2 separate regions of the Homo sapiens genome follow, and region 1 is linked to region 2. A link is a contact called in ENCODE Hi-C or POLR2A ChIA-PET data. All regions are on one chromosome and are shown on one strand. The core of a region is the stretch at or near the end of the contact, and the rest is flanking DNA. Distances in the headings are between cores, read along the strand shown.

Region 1 (3,573 bases), core at 513-3,012, 170 kb after region 2:
ACTGGGTATAACCAGAGAGGCTACTTACCTAAGATAAGCTAGTAAATGTTAGAACTACAATTTTAACGCAGTTCTGGAACTTTCAATCGAAGTTACTTACCTAAGATAAGCTAGTAAATGTTAGAAGTACAATTTCAATGAAAGTTCTGGAATTTTCAATTGAAGTTCCAGATTCCATGTGCTTAACCATTATGCTTCACTGACATTCTAGAGTCTACCCTGCCCACCTGCCTGAAGTGATCTCCAGCTTGGGCCCCTGACCTTCAGCTCTTGGAGGGCTTCAAGAAAAATGAATTCCCTATTCCTTCCTTAGAATATGTTCTTGAGGGGCTGGGCACGGTGGCTCACGCCTGTAATCCCAGCACTTTGGGAGGCCGAGGCGGGCGGATCGCAAGGTCAGGAGATCGAGACCATCCTGGCTAACACAGTGAAACCCCGTCTCTACTAAAAGTACAAAAAATTAGCCGCGCATGGTGGCGGGCGCCTGTAGTCCCAGCTACTCAGGAGGCTGAGGCAGGAGAATGGTGTGCACCCGGGAGGCGGAGCTTGCAGTGAGCCGAGATCGCGCCACTGCACTCCAGCCTGGGCAACAGAGCAAGACTCCATCTCAAAAAAAAAAAAAAAAAAAAAAAGAACATGTTCTTGAGTTAGTGATTTATTGAGGGAGTGCTCTTAGGAGAAACCTGTATGTAAGAAGCTAAAAAAAGAAGTGATTTTAGCTAAAAGCTAGTCTCAAACCTGACCCCATGGGGAGCTCTAAAACATGACTGATGCCATAAGATTGAGGCAAGAGGTCTAAGTTCTTACACATCCATATCAGCCAGTCATTGGCTATGGGCTACCCCTGGGGAAGGACATAACCTCTTAGACATTGTCAACAAGGCGGCCCCCATAGGCTGGAGGCTATGCTCTGGAGAAGAGTGCACCTGTGAATTCTTGACAGAGAATACTCAGCAGCTGTGGGATGGCTGCACCTCCCTGGTAAGGGAGGTCTATATGTATCAACTGTTCTCAACCTTACAAATATATTATTTTAACCCCAGTCTTCTAATACAGTTGCTTGCTGTATGTTTGGTCCTTAGCAAGACCAGCTTTCCAGAGCAGTGCCCAGGGCTGGCTCTAATCACATCACCTTCCTTCTTCCTATCACAATTATCCCCTCTGGATCTCATTTGTGGATATGTTGCAAAGCCTGTTTCTTTTGTTTTGTTTTGTTTTGTTTTAATGACTGTATACCCAGTAAGTAGGTAGCACAGTGCCAAACGCATGCAAAAGCATTCATAGAATAAGGCCTATTTTGCTTTTTTCTTTTCTTGTTGTCACCTTATAAATGTGCCGAAGATCCCATTTTTTGAAGTTAATAATTTTATATACTTGTGTATAGGGATATGCAATAAGTTTATAAGGATATAATTCCAAACACTAACCTCATGCTAGTGCTGGAGAGCTGACATTTTCAAACACTGGGGCATCCCAGTACCTCCTGAAATCCTATTTCCATAGGTAATGGACTATTATGTCTCAACATGAGACTCACATTTCCCTCATTGCCTCTGTTGCTTGGCCTTAATATTACCATTTTCCTCTTCCCCTTACCTTTCCCCTAAATCCAAACTTAACTGGGTTTCTGAATCATAATTCTTATAAAGAATCAGCCCAGCTGCTCCTGGAAGTGACGTCTCTGGGATGTGAATCACTTTCTGAAAACAAACTGGAGCCCATTGCAAAAATGTGAAGAGGAGAGAAAGGCAGGTCTCTGCGTAGGATACAGGAAATGGAGGCAGGAACATCAACAAATTCCACGCTAAATCAAAGCATTGCTGAAAATGACAGAAACTCTGTGCCCTGGAGTTCCTTTTGACCCCACCAGCAATGAATCTCTGCTGGATAACGTAACTTCATTTCATGGGAAAGAGAGGCTTGAAAAGAACCAACTGAGGCTACCCTGCTTGGTAGACTGAGCACTTGAGGAAGGCGAGGAGATGACTTCTTGTCGAGAGCCTAATAAGGACATAACACATGAGACATTACCTTGGATACAGCCACAACCAGAGCTGCCTCTACTGTGTGTGGCCCTGGCTAAATTTTTTGGGGGGTAAGGGTGAGGAAGAGGGCCCTATCTATATAAACAGTTTCATGTTTAAATATATTACAAAATTTATGAGCCCAAGTGAAGTATCATGATTTGTCAATGAAGTTTTAGAATAATGAGAAAAGAAAGAGATACTATATATTTCTTTATTGTCCCATCAATGTATATGGAGATTCTTCGGACTGTCCAGATATCATCTCTTCCTGTTAGATCTAGGAATCATTTCTTCACACTCCTTACTGTCAAATGCACCATTCTTGAATATTTCATGTCTCCAACCACAAGAAAAAAGGGTATCACACTGCTACAGCTCTTCGAAACCTATTTAAATTGAAACAATTTGTATCTTCTTGCCTCTGTAGTTTCCTAATGCCATTTAATGTCAGTTATAGTGTTACTCATGACAGGGAATTATCCAGTTTATGGCCTAAATACCAACTTCCAATGACTCTCTCAAAGGTTACTTTATTACTTTATGTTGTTGGTGATGATCACAAATGCAAGTCTTATCCAGAATATGCCAGAAAATGAGAATGATAATTAATTTTCAGGCCATGTAGAATTTGCCATTTGGAGTTTTGTAGTATAAACATAAAACATATCTTCCAATCATATTTTCTCTTGAACTCTTTAAGCCGTAATTACTGCATTCCTAGAACGTGACCTCTTTTACAACTAACCACATTCCTACCTTCCACACATTGCTACTAGCAAGAGACCCGTGGGCAGAGTGAAAAAAGCATCCTGTTCATGCAAGGAGTGATTATCCTTCATCTTGCACAGATTAAGACCAACCCAAGAAAGCATGTTATCACCCACCAGTTGGAGGCAAGAGAGAACATTGACAGGAAATGCCCCATTGGGGCTAGGAGCGGTGGCTCATGCCTGTAATCTCTGCTCACTGTAACCTCCCTCTCCCAGGTCCAAGCAAATCTCCTGCCTCAGCCTCCCAAGTAGCTGGGATTACATGTGCCTGCCACCATGCCCAGCTTTTTTTTTTTTTTTTTTTTTTTTTGTATTTTTAGTAGAGATAGGGTTTCACCATGTTAGCCAGCCTGGTCTCGAACTTCTGACCTCAGGTGATCCACCTGCCTCGGCCTCCCAAAGTGTTGGGATTACAGGCATAAGCCACCACGCCTGACCAAGTCCCAGAACTCTTTTGCAGCACCTAGTTGACCCCACACATGGCAGTGGGGAGACAGTGCTCCAAAGGGGAGAAATGGGACCCGGGCCCACACCAGTCCTAGTCTAAGCTCAGAGCACCCTACCCACATGGCACTGCTGGCCTCAGCCAGTCCCAGATACTGTAGTGGGGTAACTTCCTGTATGGAAGGCACTCCAAAGGGACCCTTGAGGGCAGTGGCCCTGCTCGCTCAAGTCTAAGGACTCTACTGGCCCTAGAATATAAATTTTGTGGCCATCCAAGGAATGAAATTTTAAAAATCCTATAAGATCCCACATGTCCACATACTGCCAACACA
Region 2 (3,763 bases), core at 13-2,512:
GCCAGGATGGTCTCGATCTCCTGACCTCATGATCCACCCGCCTCGGCCTCCCAAAGTGCTGGGATTACAGGCGTGAGCCACCGCGCCCGGCCTGTTTTTTTTTTTTTTTTGAGACAGAGTCTTGTTCTATCGCCCAGGCTAGATCGCAGTGGTGCTATCTTGGCTCACTGCAACCTCCACCTCCCAGGTTCAGGCAATTCTCCTGCCTCAGCCTCCCAAGTAGCTGGGATTACAGGCGGCCACCACCACGCTTGGCTAATTTTGTGTATTTGGTAGAGACGGGGTTTCGCCATGTCGGCCAGGCTGGTCTCGAACTCCTGACCTCAGTTGATCCGGCTACCTCGGCTTCCCAAAGTGCGGGGATTACAGGTGTGAGCCACCACACCTGGCCCCAACTGTTCTTTAGAGTAACTTTATCTTCTGTATCAAATGAATCTGTTAGTATTCACAAGAATTATTCTCTCCCTCTCCCCACAGGCAATGTTCAGTATTCAAAAGATTCATCAAATTTTACACACCAGGGAGTTAACTTGACAGTTTATGATGAGTAACTATAGTTATCATTTTCATCAATGTGGCTTCACACTTTTATACATCCTAGGGCAAAATCCCCCAAAGTAAGAGCCTAACACCCAAGGCATATTCATCCCTTTATTGCTTTTCCTTCCTTCTTCCCTTCAACCTGCCAGTGAGCCTTCTTTTGATCTTGGGATGTGTTCCACTTTGTTTGAAAGAGCATCCAAAACTTTTCTAAGAAGAGAAATTAGCAGGGAAGGTTAGAAGGAAACAATGCTAAAAACATACTGTTTCTTTCCTTGTTAAGCCACGTGTAATGCCTGTAACAGGGGTGGACGACGGGGGAGGACTCCCGATGGCCTTCAGCAAATGGCTCCCCCAGGCCTTTGGGGATTTTATCACAATTTAGAAATCCCTCCTAAACTTCCACTTCCTCCCAGTCTCACTAATTTCTCTTTATCCACACATAGGCCATCCCAAAAGAAACCTGTTTTCATTTTAAACTTTAGAATCTGATCCATTTTCTTTTTAATTCATGAGCTTGAGCCTGGAGGCTTTAAAGGGAGGAAAATGGTTTCATTAAAATGGATGGATGGCTAGAAATAATATATAAAACAAATTGAACAATAGTTTACCCAGGAGGAAGAATCTTACAAAAATCTGGCAGTTTCCCTTCAACGGGAGATGGGTTCCAGCTGTTTGTTCCTGGAGATGGGTTCCAGTTGTGTGAACCTGGAGGCCTCTCCAGGTTCTGATTATATAGTGTTCCTAATATATAGTGTCCCAGTCCTGGCAGGGACATGAAAACCAAGGACACTGCTCTTGAACAAACGAGGAGGGTCATTCACCTTTTCGCTGGGCATGATTGGGTTAGATATTAACCCACCTGAATGGATTAGAGATTTGTTCTGGAAGACAAAGTTTGAGAAACATGGCCTTCTGTCCAAAAGTTGCCCTTTTCTGCTGTCTGTGGTGCTTACTCTTGTTCATGGCAGGACTGAGGTTTCCCTATTCACACATAATAGTCTGGATCCATAAGATAGCATCTCTGATCTCCCTGGGCCAACTCCAAGAACTGCCTTGGAAGATGTCACAGAGTAAGATATGGTCTTCCAGTAGGATGCTTTTCCACTGTACTATTTATCATTTATCATATCACATCCTATTTATCGTATCACATCATTTGGTTTCATGAACGGATGCTAAGCACGTTATTCCATCGATTTCATACAGCCAGGAAAGCACTTCCAGAGAAGGTTGTGTGACAGCTATTAGTACACTGCCCCTCCCCCTACACTCAACTTCTCAGCTTCTAACCCCCAGAAGCAGGCTTGCCATGTTTCCTGGGTTTCTCCTTCTTCCATCTTTACCTGTCCACAAGAGACTAACCCTGAACATTCAATCTTCTGATCCTTGTAATGTAGTTGCAAAATTGCTTATCTCCATCATCAAAGCAGGGCTGTAGATCCATTGCTTGCGTAAAAACAGTGGGCCAAAGGTCACCAGGATCACCTTATAGATCTCATAGTTTCCAATATCAGACAGCAGCAGGGTACCAACTGTTTCACAGACCCCCAGCATTTGCCCACAGTGGTGTTGGATCTAGGACAGTGTTATCTTTTTAAAAATCCTCAATCCTCTGTTGTCACCCACCTAGCTGCCAAGTATTCAGTCTGGCTGCACTTGAGAAGGTGTCAAGAAAAGACAGGCTGCCTGCTAGTAAAACAAATGCACTTGAAATCACAATAATTATAATATTCAGTGCAATCTTTCATTTTGTGAAGCTCTCACATACATGACTACATTCAACCAACACCAGGACTGTGTGAGGTAGGCATTATGTAAATATGCTCTGCTCATGAGGAAACTCCAAGAACAAACAGCAGATGAATGGTGGAGTCAGACTTTGAACCCTTCATAAGCAAGGAGAAAACTGACCTGTCTTTCCAGGCTTAGCTCAAGCAACACCACCTCTGAGTCCCGAAAAGCGGTACCCTGCCACAGCATACAACCCATATGCGCCTGCACACACACAGCCCCATGGCCTGAAGCACCAATTCAAGCACCGACTCACACAAACAGAGCAGCCTCTGATTTTAGAGTTCTGCAGTAGTGCTGAGGTGGGGCAACCAGCAGCCTCTGAATATAGTTAGGTCCCTTCTCTGCCTCTGGGCCTTCACTGGACAACCTTTGGAGGATACACAATCTGCCCACAATGCAAAAAGACAGTTTTATGTTTTTCTTTTAAACTTGGCACAAGGAAGTTTTGTTGAAATGAAAAGTAGGGTTTGGGGGAAAAATTACTATTTCATTAGAATGCATCTAAGCACTTAGTCATTTGTGTTTAAAATACAACAAGGAATTATATTCTATGATTAAGGAACATCACATCTTTGTCAGTAATTTTAATACAAATGAAGGAATCGCCAATTGCAAAAAACCTCATATATTTTTTAAATGTTCAGACAGCTTTAACTTGAAAGTCATTCCCCTTTCCTGGAGATTTTTTTCTCTCTCTCCCTCAAGCCAATAATGTCCCTGCACACAGACACGGGATGCACGGGTCCTGTTTCCAAGGACCCTAGTGTTAGAGCACTTTCCTCCTTCATACAGAGTATATATGTATCATTCTGTCTTAGGACTAATTATAAAATTAGATGATGGGAAGAATGGACTAAATAATTTCTATATTTCTTTATTATTCTAACACTTTAGGTCTATAAGCATGAACTTATTCAATAACGGAAGTAACAGGTAAAGAAGGAAAAGCACACGTGGCAAGAAGAACCACGTCTCCAGGAAGAGGCAACACTACTGATTGAAGGACAGTGGGGACAAAGTCCTGCTGACATGCCTGTATTTCCAAACAAAGACAAAAATTAAACATTTGCTTTTCAACCAACTCTGGGCTTTGTGCCCACTCACTCTTTGTTCCCATTCCCTCTTTCCCAAGTATTTCATGGCATTCTTCCGGGAATAACTGTTTACAGAGAATTACAGAGAATCTGCTTAAATACAGATTCAATAAAAACTCCTAAAGAAAGGTTTCACTGACCTTCATTGGTCCACTTTTTTATCCAGCTACTTTAATTTGAGTCACAGTGACCAATGCTTCCAACAATAACTTGACAAACCTCTTACTCTTGCCTGCTTATAACCTGATTATCTGTTTTCAACAATAGCTAAAGCCATTCCTCTTTTCCTGGAATGATTTTTTCCATCCTCTCTGCCAAACGATAGTTCATCT

What was found. A loop is a pair of places that touch in the nucleus more often than their neighbours do. ChIA-PET counts read pairs that join two places held with the same protein, here RNA polymerase II (POLR2A). Pooled maps may share reads with other maps.
Region 1: a map of transverse colon shows a loop between it and region 2 (3-fold over the local background). The contact joins the enhancer-like site here to the promoter of ANG in region 2. A Hi-C loop is called at or near these places in 3 of 168 maps with a recorded cell type or tissue (adrenal gland, psoas muscle and transverse colon) and 5 of 50 pooled maps. POLR2A ChIA-PET finds 5 or more read pairs at or near these places in 1 of 52 experiments (WTC11).

The regions. Positions count from the first base shown.
Region 1 is chr14:20,515,265-20,518,837 of GRCh38, reverse strand. No RefSeq gene overlaps it. Among named protein-coding and RNA genes, the nearest start is that of RNASE10, 12 kb to the right of the region's middle. Within about 2 kb of position 1,762, at least 3 of the 41 ENCODE cell types and tissues checked have a DNase peak (open chromatin) inside an H3K27ac peak, as active enhancers do.
Region 2 is chr14:20,686,263-20,690,025 of GRCh38, reverse strand. ANG (angiogenin) reads right to left here and starts at 1,262. Exons shown (of 2, transcript NM_001097577.3): 1 at 1,152-1,262. All of the region lies in intron 1 of RNASE4 (ribonuclease A family member 4), which reads right to left.